Regions from separate parts of the Homo sapiens genome. Here region 2 is linked to region 1. A link is a contact called in ENCODE Hi-C or POLR2A ChIA-PET data. All regions are on one chromosome and are shown on one strand. Each heading gives the region's core, a stretch centred on a gene start or an enhancer-like site at or near the end of the contact. The rest is flanking DNA. Distances are from core to core; before and after follow the strand shown. Region 1 has its middle 16 kb from the start of LINC00548. Region 2 has its middle 57 kb from the start of LINC00598.

Region 1 (7,107 bases), core at 2,408-4,907:
TGAGGGTGTTTCTGGAAGAGGTTAGCGTTTGAATTGGTAAAGTAAAGAAGTAAAGAAGATTGCACTCCCCAGAGTGGGTGGGCCTCATCCAATCTGCCAAGGACATGAATGGAACAAAATAAGGAAGAGTGAACGAAGGGTGAATTTTCTCCTCATCTGATCTGGGCCATCCATCTTCTCCTGCCTGCCCTGAGACACTGCACCCACCCCATCCCTTTAGAGTTGGACTGGGACCTACACCATTGTCTTTGCTGGTCCTCAGGCCTTTGGATTTAGATTGAATTACACCACTAGCTTTCCTGGTTCTCCAGCTTGCAAATGGCAGATGGTGAAACTTCATGGCCACCATAATCATGTGGGCCAATTCCTACAATAAATCTCTCTCTCTCTGTCTCTTCTTCTTCTCTCTCTCTCTATATATATGTAAATATATACATACACACATACATATATATACACATATATATGTATATATGTATATGTGAGTGTGTGTGTGTGTGTGTGTGTCTGTCTGTCTGTCCATCTGTTTCCTGTTGGTTCTATTCCTCTGGGGAACCCTAATTCAACATAGTTGGATTTGGGATATTTGGGGTATTACCATAAAATTGCTGATTAGATGTGACCTTAGATAAAATGCTAAATGAGAATGCGTTATGATCTGAAAGTCCTGTCTACATGCATATGAAGTATTAGCATTGCCTGACTTGAAATACTGAAAGTTGAAGATTATGAGTTTGGGAGTGGCATGAAGCAGCACCTCGGGGAGTGAATCAGGTAACACCACACAGCACAAAGAGAAGAGGCATAACCCAGGAAGGAGAACATGAATCTGCCCAGTGGTTCTCACCTTGAACTGGCACATGAATCATCTGAGGATCTTGTTAAAATGCCGATTCTGATTCTGTAGATCTAGGGTGAGATTCAAGATCCTGCATTTGTAGCAAGTTTCCAGGTGATGCCAAAGCTGCTGGTCTGTAGGCCACACTTCCAGTAGCAAAGGGTTCAGGAGGATAATTCAGGCATAAGTTAAGGAGGGCTTAAACTGGGTCGGGAGTGTGAGTAAAGAGAGACTTTTCTTTTGTAGTGGAGGTAGAGATTGAAGAACAGAAGAGAATCATTTAAAAAGATGATGTTTTAAATCAAGTTGAGCAATAAATGATGGGGTAAATCATATAAATACTGAAATCAGGAGGAGGTTTGGGGAAGGAATTTTCTAGGCCCAGTTATTTTTTCTTGTGTTACAGCTTGGGATCTGACTTGGGTACCTGGGTTGGGAAACACCCCTCATCTATTCAGTTTTGTCTGGAGGGATGAAGGGTCAAGTTTGCATCTTCAACTCCTCTCTGTTAGACCACAGAGACTGCATGTATTTAGACAGCCCCAAGTGGAAGGAGGATGGAGACCCTCGTTCCAAGCAATGTGATTGGAATTTGAACAGTAAATCATCTTGGAAGTCAAGAAAGGCCAAGTTTTCGTGGACTGTGGAGTCTTAGTCCATGCCTATGTACTGCTGAGTGTCCTACAAGGCCAATCCCCATTCCTCTCTCCAACACATGACGTGCTTCTGGCTTCAGACATTAATGCCATAAACCCTCAGAACTAGTACCAGTGCATCTGTATACTAATATTAATGAGAGGCCACATTATTGAGCATTTGTTATGTGCCTAGCACTCTTCTAAGCATTTTATGGATATTATTTCATTAAAAGCTCACAATACGAGGAGGAAGGTATTATTATTACCCCTCCCCATCCTAAACACCACCCACCCCCATTTTATTAATAAGAACATGAAGTTTTGCAAGGTTCAGTGGTTTGCCGCGTCCCCACAATAGGGTGGCAGAACTAGAATTCTGATCAATCCATCAAGTAATTCTTTCAACAAGCAAGCCCTGGGAGTCTGGTTCCAGCAGCCTCACCTCAACCATTTGTGAAATGGTTTCCCTGGCTGCACATCTACAAAATTACTGTTCTGCTTACCTGGAGTGAAAAAACTTGGCCCAGCAATTGGGATATCTAGGCTCCAGTCCTAGCTCTGCCCCTAGTGATCAGTGTGACCTTAAGTAAAGTACTTGAATTCTTTGGGACAAAATTTTCTCATCTAGGAAAACAGAGAATTGGATGAGAGAGTGCTTTCTCAATCCCTGATATCCATTAGAATCAATGGAGGGGACTTTCACAAATACTTATGCTTCCTCTTCAGAAGTTCCATTCGCATAGTTTGGTGGACGGCCGAGGCATTCGAGCTGTGAAATAGTTTCCAAGGGATTCCAGTGGACAGCCAAGGATGAGGCCCCAGAAGATTGATCACTCTTTAAGGAAGGTCCACACCTTCCACTGTCTTCCTAAGACTTCATCATACAAATCTCTGCATGATGTGCATGTCTGACTCTTGTGACCACCAGAACAAATTTCATGATTTCATGAAGGCTTTTATTCTGGTCACAAAGCTGAGTGGCTCTGTGGTCTGCAGCATTGGGCATTAGGGAGTTCTGATCTGGTAAGAAAAATTTCAGATTTTACATTTGAAAATTATGAATATGGGAAAGAGGATTCATTTTTTTTTTCTGGGTAAAAGAAGCTCCGTCTTGGGTTGATAGGTGCAGCAAACCACCATGGCACACGTATACCTATATAACAAACCTGCACGTTCGGCACATGTATCCCAGAACTTAAAGTAAAATAAAACAAAAAAGAAACTCCATCTCGAGAATGGCTCCTCTGAGGAGACTGAAGCAGCCCTGGTACTTTGTGTGCTGAGAAATAACCTGGAGTTGAGAAATGTACCAGACTCCAGAAGCACCCGCCTCAATTTGGCCAGGAAAGTGCAGTCACTGGATGTCTGAGATATTACGCAGTGACATGAATGTGAGGCACGAGTGCTACATGGAAATTATTTCTTCCTTAGGGTTGGATGTTGAATATTCTCCTGGGCCTCTGGGAACTTGTGCTCCTATGGGGTGCATGTGGCAGCACGTGGAGCCCCACAAAACCCCACTGGATGGAGGTAGCATCACGACCAGTAATCCTTGCCCGAGGGCATTTCAGCAGCATGATTCCTCCTCACAAACTGCTTCAATACATTTTATTTTAAGATGATTTAGTTGTTAAGAATTGAGTGCATGTCTCTCTACGTTGTCCCGATGGAGTTAAGCCTGGGTGGATGCCCTTTGGATCCCCAACTTTTCTCACTTCTGGTTCTGAACTGCTGAACCCAGAGATGTTTGCCTTTCCGTGGCAGGATGACATCAGCGAGGAGGCAGTTCCTCGGCCGAGGGAGCCAAGTCCTCAGACACCATCTCGGAAGCAGGACAAGTACATTTTGTTTCTGCGATTCAACCCAGAGAACTGCTTGGTCCCTGAAGCCTGTGCCAAATGTGTTTGCGCAACCTCAGCGGCGGCTTCCAAAACGTAGTTCAAGAATTTGCCAAGGGTGTCATTTCTTTTGGGAGTGAGGATACATGGATGGCATGACTCGTGCTGGCCAGACATGAGTGAATTGGAGGCTCAAACCTCAGAAAGGGTTAGGGTCCAAAGTGACAATCTTCCTGGCTAGACTAGACATGAGACATTGCTCCAATACTCACCCCAGTGGGGACACACAGCTGTGGAGAACATTGAGATCAAGTTGGCCGGGGCATGGTGCCATCTTGTTTTGGCTAGGGGCATGCTAATGCAGTGGAAAGGAGCAAGAAAAGCTACCAATTTGGCTGCGACTCCTGGACATTTGCTCTGCATTCTTGAATCCTCCTGGTCAAAGAGAATTTCCTTGCAAGTCCTTACACTCCAGGCAATGGTATAAGAACACACACACACACACACACACACACACACACACACACACACCAGAGTTTAAACCTTTTAGGAGATAAAACTCATCTATTGCATGTGTGTCCACATACATGTGCTACCACTAGGAGAAATACAGGACTACAAAAAGTGTGCACATATAAATGACCAACATTTTAAAGGCTAAAATGGTATCTTTCAAAGGCCAATTTTATAATAAACTCTTAAACTTTGTAGTATTTTACAGTTTATAGAACAACTTCACATCTCATCTGATCAGCCTTACAACTTTGTGTATGTATTAGTTTTTTCTCTATTTTAACATCTGAGGAAATTAAAGATCAGAGAGGTTAAGTGACTTGCTCAAGATTGCACAGCAATTAAGTTCCAAAATCAGGGTGAAAAACATGGCTCCTCCCCATCTAACCTCTCTGCCACATTGGCTCTCTAGTCTTGATGTTAGAAAGACTGAAGGCCAATAGGCATGTGACTCATCTATTTATAGGACTAGATGCCAGGACCTGATACCTCGAAGTGTGGTCTGAGGGCCGGCAGCAACATCCGCTTCACCTGGAAGTCATTTAGAAATGCAGAATCTCAGGCCCACCCCAGACCTTCTGATTTTTAATCCGCATGTTTACAGAATCGCCTCTGGTGATTCATGGGTTTAGTCAAGTTTGGGTCACCCTGGAGGAGGGAGCTAGGGTTTCAGTCTCATTTCTGCCACACTCGAGAGCCCCTAAGGGCCAGAACTGCATAATCTGGGGAACTAAGAAAATGATTATGCCAGGATCCCATGCCTGCAGTTCTACCTCTGGAATGGGAGTTGGATTAACTTGCTTAGAAAACTCTCCTGGTGGTTCTCATATGCAGCCAGACTTGAGAACCATGTGAATGGATCATCTCTGAGGTTTCTTCCCATCTTTTCTGAGTCTGTGAGCCTGGTCTTTAGGGAATGGGCCTATATATGCCTCACCCCCATCTAGTGCTTTATTGACATTTCAGCATTGGTAGAGCATTTTGTACTGAACCCAGCCTTTTTCCTTCTGCCCAGAGACTTGACTTTAAAAAGCATCCCTGAGGCCGGGCGCGGTGGCTCACACCTGTAATCCCAGCACTCTGGGAGGTTGAGGTGGGCGGATCACAAGGTCAGGAGATCCAGACTATCCTGGCTAACATGGTGAAACTCCATCTCTACTAAAAATACAAAAAAATTAGCCGGGTATGGTGGTGGGTTCCTGTAGTCCCAGCTACTTGGGAGGCTGAGGCAGGAGAATGGCGTGAACCCGGGAGGTGGAGCTTGCAGTGAGCCACCGCACTCCAGCCTGGGTGACAGAGGGAGACTCTGTCTCAAAAAAAAAAAAAAAAAAAATCCCTGAGTAGGTCAACCTCATGTGGTAACTATACAGATTAGATGGGGTATTTGATTCCCTTCCTCTCCCAGGGCAACAAAGTTAAAATGTCAAGCAGGTCCCAGGCTCCCTGCTTCTATCTGAGGACCTGTGAGAGGCGTAAAGTTTCATGCAGAAGCCCCTGGGATCAGGAGGAAGGACCCGCACAGTCCACTCTTTAGGTGAAGCTCTCAAATGTCTCAGGATTGGTGGAACAGTCAGTATATTGCCAGTGCCACTAAGAACACCATGAGAGCCAGATCCCAGGGAAAGCCTGGCTGGTTTTGGTTAGGCATTGAAAGCCTCAAAGACATTATTGTGTTCATTGCACCTCTTAAGGAAAAAAGCAAAAACCAAAACACAACCTACATTTTCCCATGTGTACAGAGTCATGCTGTAAGATTTGGGAATGCGTTCACTCTCCTGTGGAGCCATCTGCTTGAATATCAAGAAAGAAAATTCATTAGGGAGAGATTAAGCCCGGGTCAGGAGAGGACAGCTGTACAGCCGAGGCCACCGAGCCAGCCCATGTGTGAAGGAGCTCGTAATTCTAGATGTCCCATATTTCACTGCTTTTTTAGATATGCAGGGATGACGCCAGGCAGTGGGACCCAGACTGATTTACTGGGTTTGGCAAAACAGTCTAGAAATTGATGGGGGTTTCTTGTAGAGGCCTGCCCTACTAGTGTTAAGGCAAGCCCGGGTGCTCATATTTTCATCTGACATCTGTGCTTGTCAGGCCTCACACTGGACATGTGAGGACATGTGCTTAATCTGGGTGCCACACACACACAAATGGGCAGCTGTCGCCATTCCTGGCTGCCACACTTGTGCCTGCTCATGTCTCACTTTGCTCACTGCTGTTCCTTTCTCCTTCACTCTCTGCTTCATGGCTTAGCAGCTGCATGGCTAATTATTTTATTTTCCCCTCCTAAAACTTCTTGGATGTCTCTCATTACCTCTCTCTTGTTTCTTCCTGACCCATCTACTCAGGGCACCATCCAATTCCTACAGAAAAGTCTCCCACTCTCCCTCCCATGCTCAGGATCCAGAGAACCAGGAAAGACCGGGGTAGAACTTCTCTTGGATCTTGGGCTAGAGGCATAGCAGGTTTTGGGCTCTTGGTTCCTGGAGTCTTCGATGCTTAATCTCTCCACATAAATTGGCTGTCCTTGACTACTGCACGGCCCGTCAGGGGTGTGATCATCCATCTGATAAAGAAGAGGCCAAGGCGAGGAAGAGTCCTGATCTCTCTGCATGTCTAACAGTGGGATTGGGATGGCGTGGTCAAGTGGCCCCCAGATAACAAAAGCCAGCGGTTCTCAATCCTGGTATATTTCAGAATTCTCCAAGATATTTTAAAAACATTTAAATTCCTGGGCCCCACTCCTGGGATTCTGACCTTATTGGGCTGGGTTGATGTCGGGTGTCAGTATTTTTTCATAAGCTGTGGGCTAGTTTGAGAGGCACTGCTGTTCCACCTTCCTTGGGTAGGGTCTTAAAGAGTGTCAAATCGCCAAACCCCTATCTCCAAGACAGTGGGTATGCTACTTCCTGAATTCAAATTCTAGAGTCCATGTAAAAGGGAGCAGGATAATCTCATGTTTGCTGATCCAATGGGGGAAGGCCAGTGTGAATGAAAGTGTTGGGGAAAATGCAATTTGGCTGCTGCCTGGCACATGCAGTGGCTTATTAACTGCTAACTAAGTGTTGCCTGAGAGTGCTCCCGGAGGGGCTGGCTGTAATGAAAAAGATGGAGGAATCCGGCTCATTTGTAATTATACATTAGTACAGCTGAAGTGCTGCTCACACCTACAGCTCTCCTTACTGAGTGTCTCTGAGGCCAGTCTCTGTGCTGGGGGCAAACTCTCCATTGCGTATTCAATTATGTTGTGTCTCTAGCTAATAGCTTTTAGATTTGCCTAATT
Region 2 (7,107 bases), core at 3,370-5,869, 300 kb before region 1:
CTCAGCTCACTGCAACCTCTGCCTCCTGGGTTCCAGCTTCAAGTGATTCTCGTGCCTCAGCCTCCCAAGTAGCTGGGACTACAGGCACATGCCAGCACACCCAGCTAATTTTTGTATTTTGAATAGAGATGGGTGTCCGCCATGTTGGCCAGGCTGGTCTTGAACTCCTGACCTCAGGTGATCCGCCTGCCTCAGTCAAAGTGCTGGGATTACAGGCATGAGCCACCATGCCTGGCCCAGTTCTACCATTTCTTCTAAATTCATTAGCTGAAAACTCTTGTGGTTATAATTCCTTGAAATGACTATTTGGATGCCCTATCCTCTATCTTGAATAGCTCCAGGAATGCCCGGAATAATTTCTAGAGTTATTTATCTGCTTTGTATCACTAGTTTTTAAGTTTTCCGCACAGTGTTAGGCTACAGTTGTTGCTTATTAATATTTACAACAACAAGAAAAATAATCATTATGTTCTGAGCACTCTGGGGGCAGGGTCTAACTGAAGCACTCATCAGATCCTCTGAGCTGGAAATTATTATTCATAGACACTATGGCTTTCCACATAAGGTGACAGATTTATCAAACAATCTCTGATCTTCCGTACGGGTTTCTTCCACGCCATTGTCTCCAGTATGGATATGTGGAAGATTTTCCTCTCCTTTAACTTTTTAGGTTTGAAAATATTTCTACCATTAAATGCCTTTCGCTGTGTGAAATAATATGAACCCAGGATAAACATTCAAATAATAGGATGTTGACTATTCCCATTAAAGTTGAAAGAGGAGGCCCATAGCTACAGCATGAGTCATCCCTACTCTGGCCGCTTACTGTGTCAAGTCAGGAATTTAAACAGATCCTTTGCCCCTCACAAAGGCTCCGTTTCCTCCTCAGTAGAATGGGAAAAAATAATACTGGGTCATGACTTTGTGCCAAAGAGGTGTTTCCCACTATAGACCAACTGGAGACAGCTTGGGCAGATGCTGGGGTCTGAAACCTTTTCCAAATAAATATAGGAGAACACCATCAGAGGGAACACGCCCTCCCTGGTGAGATTCCCCATTTTACCTTCTTCGTGGCTTAGTGTCTTCTAAAAGGAAATGATCTAAGTGACTAGATGTGTGAAGGAAATTATTAAACAGAATACTCAAAATTGGCCTTGATATGAGAGAAGAAAGTGTTTAGGGTTTGAAAGACTAATGAGTTTATGCGACATACTAGTCCCTTTCGCAGGAACAGATACTTTTCAGCTGGTTCATAGGCAGGTTTGCATTCTCTCTTGATTGGACGAGGGGGATTATTTCTTGTATATTAGGCTGCTTATGGCTTCTGCTTCCTAGCCCTTGATTCTCTTTCACAATTATCTTCCACAAGCCAGCAGTTTCTATTCCTTTGCACATTTAACTCAGCTATAAGATGATCTGTTTCCCCTCAAAACCCCACCAAAGATTGCTGTTGATTTTCTCGAAGATACAGATACTTTCAGTAAATGTTGACCCGTCTCTGTTGTTTTGAGCTGGAGAGTCAATTTTACACATAGAGTGACTGTGCATCCCAGTTTTCCCAGGACAAACTTACGCTTGTTGCCATACTGTAGTTATTAACAGTACCCTCTTTCACTTTCAAAAGTGTCCTGGTTTGAATGACAAATCACGTGGACACCCTGTTTATACACAATAGTTACCCGTTACTTTTCTTCTATTGCATAAGAGGGAAATGGAAGATCACCCTTAAAATATCACAGTAATAATTGCCTTAGAAAGATCTACTGATGAATGGTAAGTTAGAGGGCAAAAGGGAGAAATAGGATATCTACATAATCAAAGCATCTCCAAATCTACAAAGCATCTCCCCTCAAATATTTTCTAATTATAAAGGGGGAAAAGAATGAGATTACAGTGGAAAAACCTGGAAGATACCACTTTTGCCAAATGATCAAGATTATCATCACCAGTGGTAAGATAAATCGACATCATGTACTTTTTTTTTGAGACAGGGTCTCACTCTGTTGCCCAGGCTGGAGTGCAGTGGTGCCATCTCAGCTCACTGCAACCTCCACCTCCCAGGCTCAAGTGATTCTCGTGCCTCAGCCTCCCTAGTAGCTGGGATTACAGGCACATGCCACCACGCCTGGCTAATTTTTGTATTTTTAGTAGAGACAGGGTTTCACCATGTTGGACAGGCTGGTCTTGAACTCCTGGCCTCAAATGATCCACCCTACTTGGCCTCCCAAAGTGTTGGGATTACAGGCGTGAGCCACCGCGCCTGGCCTGTATATCCATATTGTACCTGCAATAATATAGCACACTGTGTTTCATGTATTACATAACCTGTATATTGCTTAAAGTATGGTTTCTACATTCTGGAAGTTAGGGAAAGGTAAAAAGACCAACGCCTTTTTAGTTGTGCAAACTTGAGTACCAGCTCTGTCCATTATTAGCCATTTGCCTTTGAGGAAATTATTTAAGCTCTTGGGCCTCAGTTTCCTCATATACTTTCTTATATGATGCACTGAAAAGGGCACGTCACCTCTGTGGGAATCTTGCCAGAAATGTATAACCTGTTTAATGGTGAGAAAACACATCAGACAAACCCAAGTTAAGGGATATCCTACAAAATATCTGACTAGGACTCTTACAAATTGTCAAGGTCCTGAAGGACAAGAAAACACAGAGGAACTGTCTCAGCTTGCAGAGCACATGAGGATAAATGCAGCAAAGGATCCTGGATTGGATCTTGAAACAGAAAAAGAAGACATTAGTGGAGAATCTGGTGAAATCCAAGTATAGGTAACAGTATCATACCAGAGTTAATTTCTTGGTTTTGATTATTGTACTATCAGTATGTAAGTCATTAACAGTAGGAGAAGCTGGATGAAGGGTATGTAAAAACTCTCTTTCCTACTTTTTTTTTCCCCAAGACAGAGTCTCACTCTGTTGCCCCAGCTGGAGTTCAGTGTCACTGTCATGGCTCACTGCAGACTCAAACTCCTGCACTCAATGGATTCTCCTGCCCCAGCCTCCCAAGTGTCTGGCATTACAGGTACGCACCACCACACCCAATAATCTTTTTTTTTTTTTTGAGAGGGAGTCTCGCTCTGTTGCCCAGGCTGGAATGCAGTGGCGTGATCTCAACTCGCTGCAATCTCTGCCTCCTGGGTTCAAGCAATTCTCCTGCCTCAGCCTCCCAAGTAGCTGGGACTACAGGAGCCCACCACCACACTTGGATGATTTTTGTATTTTTAGTAGAAATGGGGTTTCACCATGTTGGCCAGGCTTGTCTCGAACTCCTGACCTCAGATGATCTGCCTGCCTCAGCTTCCCAAAGTGCTGGGATTACAGGCATGAATCACCACGTCTGGCCCCAATAATCTTTTATATATATATTATTATTATTATTATTATACTTTAAGTTCTAGGGTACATGTGCACAATGTGTGGGTTTGTTACATATGTATACATGTGCCATATTGGTATGCTGCACCCACCCAATAATCTTTCTATTTTAATTGTTTTGCAGAGATGGGAGTCTCTCTATGTTGGCCAGGCTGGTCTCGAACTCCTGGGCTCAAGAGATCCTCTGGTCTTGGCCTCCCAAAGTGCCAGGATTACAAGCATGAGCCCCCGTGCCAGCTCTTTTAAAAATCAGGAAAGCACAGGAAAAGAGTGAGTGGGTACGCTTGGCTGGAAGTCAAGGGCCTGGCACGGGGTTGTGGAGCCAGGCTCTTCCTGGCGGCGGGGCTGTGGGGAGCTGGATGGCTGGACTGAGGTTACTGAGAGCCCTCCTCAGCCGAGCAGCAGGGGATTTACCCATCAAAGTAATCAGGGACAGAGTCTGAACCTGTCCCCATTGGCTCAAGATAATTAAAAGGGGATGGAAAAAATGTTATCTTTTAAAGGGCTTTGGGAGGTTGAGGCCTTCGCAGGAGAATGGCCAGGAGACTAGTGTGTGCAAAGAGGCAGGCGGATGATCCCCATCCTACAGGGGCATTTATTTTGTGGACACCGGGGTCACCTGGGAAGCAGGTCTGGCCTCAGTTCTCCGGCCTGGGGCACTGTTTGTTCTGTGTCTCGCTTGTGGAATAAAGAGGATTCCTGTTTCAGTGAGGAACCACACCTGCTCAGAGGGAAAATACTCTGCTTGTCAGAATCTTTCACTTTCTGTGAACCAGCTCCTTGGCCTGATAGGGTCACAGGGCCCAGGAGTGGTCAAGGAAGCTTCTGTGAATGTATTGAACGTCAAGAGTGTCCAGGGGGATGTGTGGTGTTTGGCCCGATTCCTGTCATTGCCAGTGGAAATGCCATCTCTGGAGTTTGCCCCAGGTGTTTGTGAAGCAGGTTGGGATTCGGAGCTGAACGCTCCTCTAAAGATATGTGCTGGCTTCTTATGTCATGGCTAGACAGCCCCTGCTGGGCCTGTTTGCTGTCCCTTTCTCTTTGCCCCTGAGTTGTGTCAGGAGATTTGAGGAACTTCTGACTCATCCTAGCAAGTGGCTATGGCCTTTTTGCAAAAAGCTGTGTCCCAAGGGAAGAGGCAAATGTGACCCAGGTAGGTGCCAGCAGTCACATGGCTTGCAGGGATGACAAGCTCAAACAGGACTTGATGGCTGGGTGTGATGGAAACCATAACACATGATTCTTGGGAGCAGGTCCGTGCTGGCTGGCAGGATATTTGGCTCTGTTTGTGTTTGAACAGTCTGACAACAGCCATAAAGCCTAGCAGCTGTGAGGTATTTCAGGTACCGGAGGACTTCTGGACTTCGGTTAACCTTGGGGTCTTGGGAGTAGAACTTTAGCTTTGAATAATTTAAGGGCTTGGCCTGTAACCTCACGCCTGTAACCCCAGCGCTTTGGGAGGCCAAGGTGGGCGGATCACTTGAGGTCAGGAATTAGAGACCAGCCTGGGAAACATAGCGAAACCCCCTCTCTACAAAAAAAAAAAAAAAAAAAAAAAAAAAAAAAAAAAAGAAAGAAAGAAAGAAAAAAAAAAAGAGCCAGGTGTGGGGGCACGTGCCTGTAGTCTTAGCTACTTGGGAGCTGAGGAAGGAGGATTGTGTGAGCCCAGGAGGTCCAGGATACAGTGAGCCATGATTGTGCCACTGCACTCCGGCCTGGGTGGCAAAGCAAGACCCTGTCTCACAAAAATAAAAAATAAAAAAAAAAAAAAAATAAAAAAAGGAAGCAGTGAGACAGCTCTTACTTAGAAAAGGAACCCTTAAGCCCTCTGCATATTCAGTTCTGGAGACTCTGCTAAGAGCAGCCCTTCCATTCATTAATTTCCTGAAGAAATGGATTTAGATATATTGCTGTATTTTTTTCTTCCAGAAGTTGATCCCTAGATGCCAGATAAACATCCCCTTGATCTTCTGGGAGCCTAAGGTTTTTACTTGGTCCCATGGGATGCAATAGGGCTAAGGCCTTCATGGAAAGTTGGAAGTCAAACTCGGGAGGGAGATTAGCCCAGCCTCAGCGACCCCTCCTCTTTGGACCTGTGATAGAGATTAATGAAATCCGGGGATTAGTACCGAAGATATCGTGTGCTGGCATGAGCGCGGGCTCTGGGCCTTTCTGGGTCCCAGGCTGGGAGCTGGCTGAGGCGCTGGAGAGGAGCAGTAAGGAAGGTTGGCATCTGGGTGGACCCGATGTCAGGCCTGGCCCGCGCACCCACCAGTTATGTAACCTTGGGCAAATGTCCTCCCTGAGCTGAGCCTTTCTTTCCTCATGGACTAAACAGGGTAAGACGACCTTGTTTTCCAGATGGTGTGGGGCCGGAACAGCACAGGGAGTGTCGGCACCCGCTTGGCGCTGGCGTTAGCGTCCGCAGCTCTGCGGCTGGGCTTTCTGCTCATCTCCTCGAAGGAGATCTTAGGGTCTTCATTTTGAAAAGGGGAGATGGAGTGGAGCTGCTGGGCCCGGCTGCGGAGGTGGTGGTTTCGTGCGTGGGCGCGAGGACGGCTTTGGCAGCCCTTTCCGTGCCCTTTCCATGGTGCCAGGCCGGTTCTGGAGGTGACAGGGCTGACCGGTCTGTGTGGGCTCGAGACACGGCCGCAGCCCTTTGAAGCTCTTTTAAACTTCTTCATCATTTCAGAATCATCACTGGAAAATTCTTTTCGTCAGATGTGTGCCCTGCCAGGTCATCTGGCAGCTCAAGTGCTCTATTTTTTTATTTTTATTTTTAATATTTTTTGAGACGAAGTCTCGCTCTGTCACCCAGGCTGGAGTGCAGTGGCACCATCTCGGCTCACTGCAACCTCCGCCTCCCGGGTTCAAGCGATTCTCCTGCCTCAGCCTCCTGAGTAGCTGGGATTACAGGCATGTGCCACCACGCCTGCTAATTTTTGTATTTTTAGTAGAGATGGGATTTCACCATTTTGGTCAAGCTGGTCTTGAACTCCTGACTTCGTGATCTGCCCACCTTGGCCTCCCAAAGTGCTGGGATTACAGGCATGAGGCACCGTGCCCGGCCTATTTTTAATTTTTTTTGGCCAGTGAAACACGCTGCAAGTCCCCCTTTTGTTCAGTCTCCTTGTGCAAGCCTTGGTGTTAGAAGCCATCATAGCCACTGGTTTGGGTTGAAATCTTAGATGCCAAACTTTACTGCATTACCTCATTTAATCCCTGCATCTGTCCTGCAAGGAAGGTGTTTTTATTCCTGTTTTCCTGAAGAGGAGTCTGGGATTGGAAAGGTTAAGCATTTACTTAAGCTTGCTGAACACAGCCCATCTGTCCAACCCCGAAGGCCACGTTCTTTACCACCATGCTATGTTGCGTCACTCAGATAAATCCAGAGAATGTGTTCAGCATTTTCTTTGGCTCTGTGTCCAGAGCAAGCGACTGATATCCACACTCAGATATGAAAAAACCTGTTACTCACCTGACAGGTGTCACTTTCAATTTTTAGGAAGTGCCTTTTTTGTTTAACAGCTTCATTGAAGTATAATTTACATATCATAAATTCACCCATTTTTAGTGTAAACTTAAATAACATTACTCGTGAATATGTAAGCTTTGATGTTCATGCAACCATTTATTTATTTATTTATTTTTGAGACGGAGTCTCGTTCTGTTGCCCAGGCTGAAGTGCAGTGGCGCGATCTCGGCTCGCTGCAACCT

Evidence for each region. Hi-C counts contacts between places; a loop is a spot of excess contacts on that map. ChIA-PET counts read pairs that join two places held with the same protein, here RNA polymerase II (POLR2A). Pooled maps may share reads with other maps.
Region 2: a loop to region 1 is called in a map of gastrocnemius medialis, with 6 times the contacts of the local background. The contact joins two enhancer-like sites. A Hi-C loop is called at or near these places in 1 of 168 maps with a recorded cell type or tissue (gastrocnemius medialis) and 1 of 50 pooled maps. POLR2A ChIA-PET finds 5 or more read pairs at or near these places in 1 of 52 experiments (CD8-positive, alpha-beta memory T cell).

The regions. Positions count from the first base shown.
Region 1 is chr13:40,232,646-40,239,752 of GRCh38, reverse strand. No RefSeq gene overlaps it. Among named protein-coding and RNA genes, the nearest start is that of LINC00548, 16 kb to the right of the region's middle. Within about 2 kb of position 3,657, at least 19 of the 41 ENCODE cell types and tissues checked have a DNase peak (open chromatin) inside an H3K27ac peak, as active enhancers do; they include gastrocnemius medialis, where a contact is called at or near this core.
Region 2 is chr13:40,534,288-40,541,394 of GRCh38, reverse strand. No RefSeq gene overlaps it. Among named protein-coding and RNA genes, the nearest start is that of LINC00598, 57 kb to the right of the region's middle. RefSeq lists enhancers at 1-113, 114-663, 664-1,213 and a silencer at 3,529-3,823. Within about 2 kb of position 4,619, at least 7 of the 41 ENCODE cell types and tissues checked have a DNase peak (open chromatin) inside an H3K27ac peak, as active enhancers do; they include gastrocnemius medialis, where a contact is called at or near this core.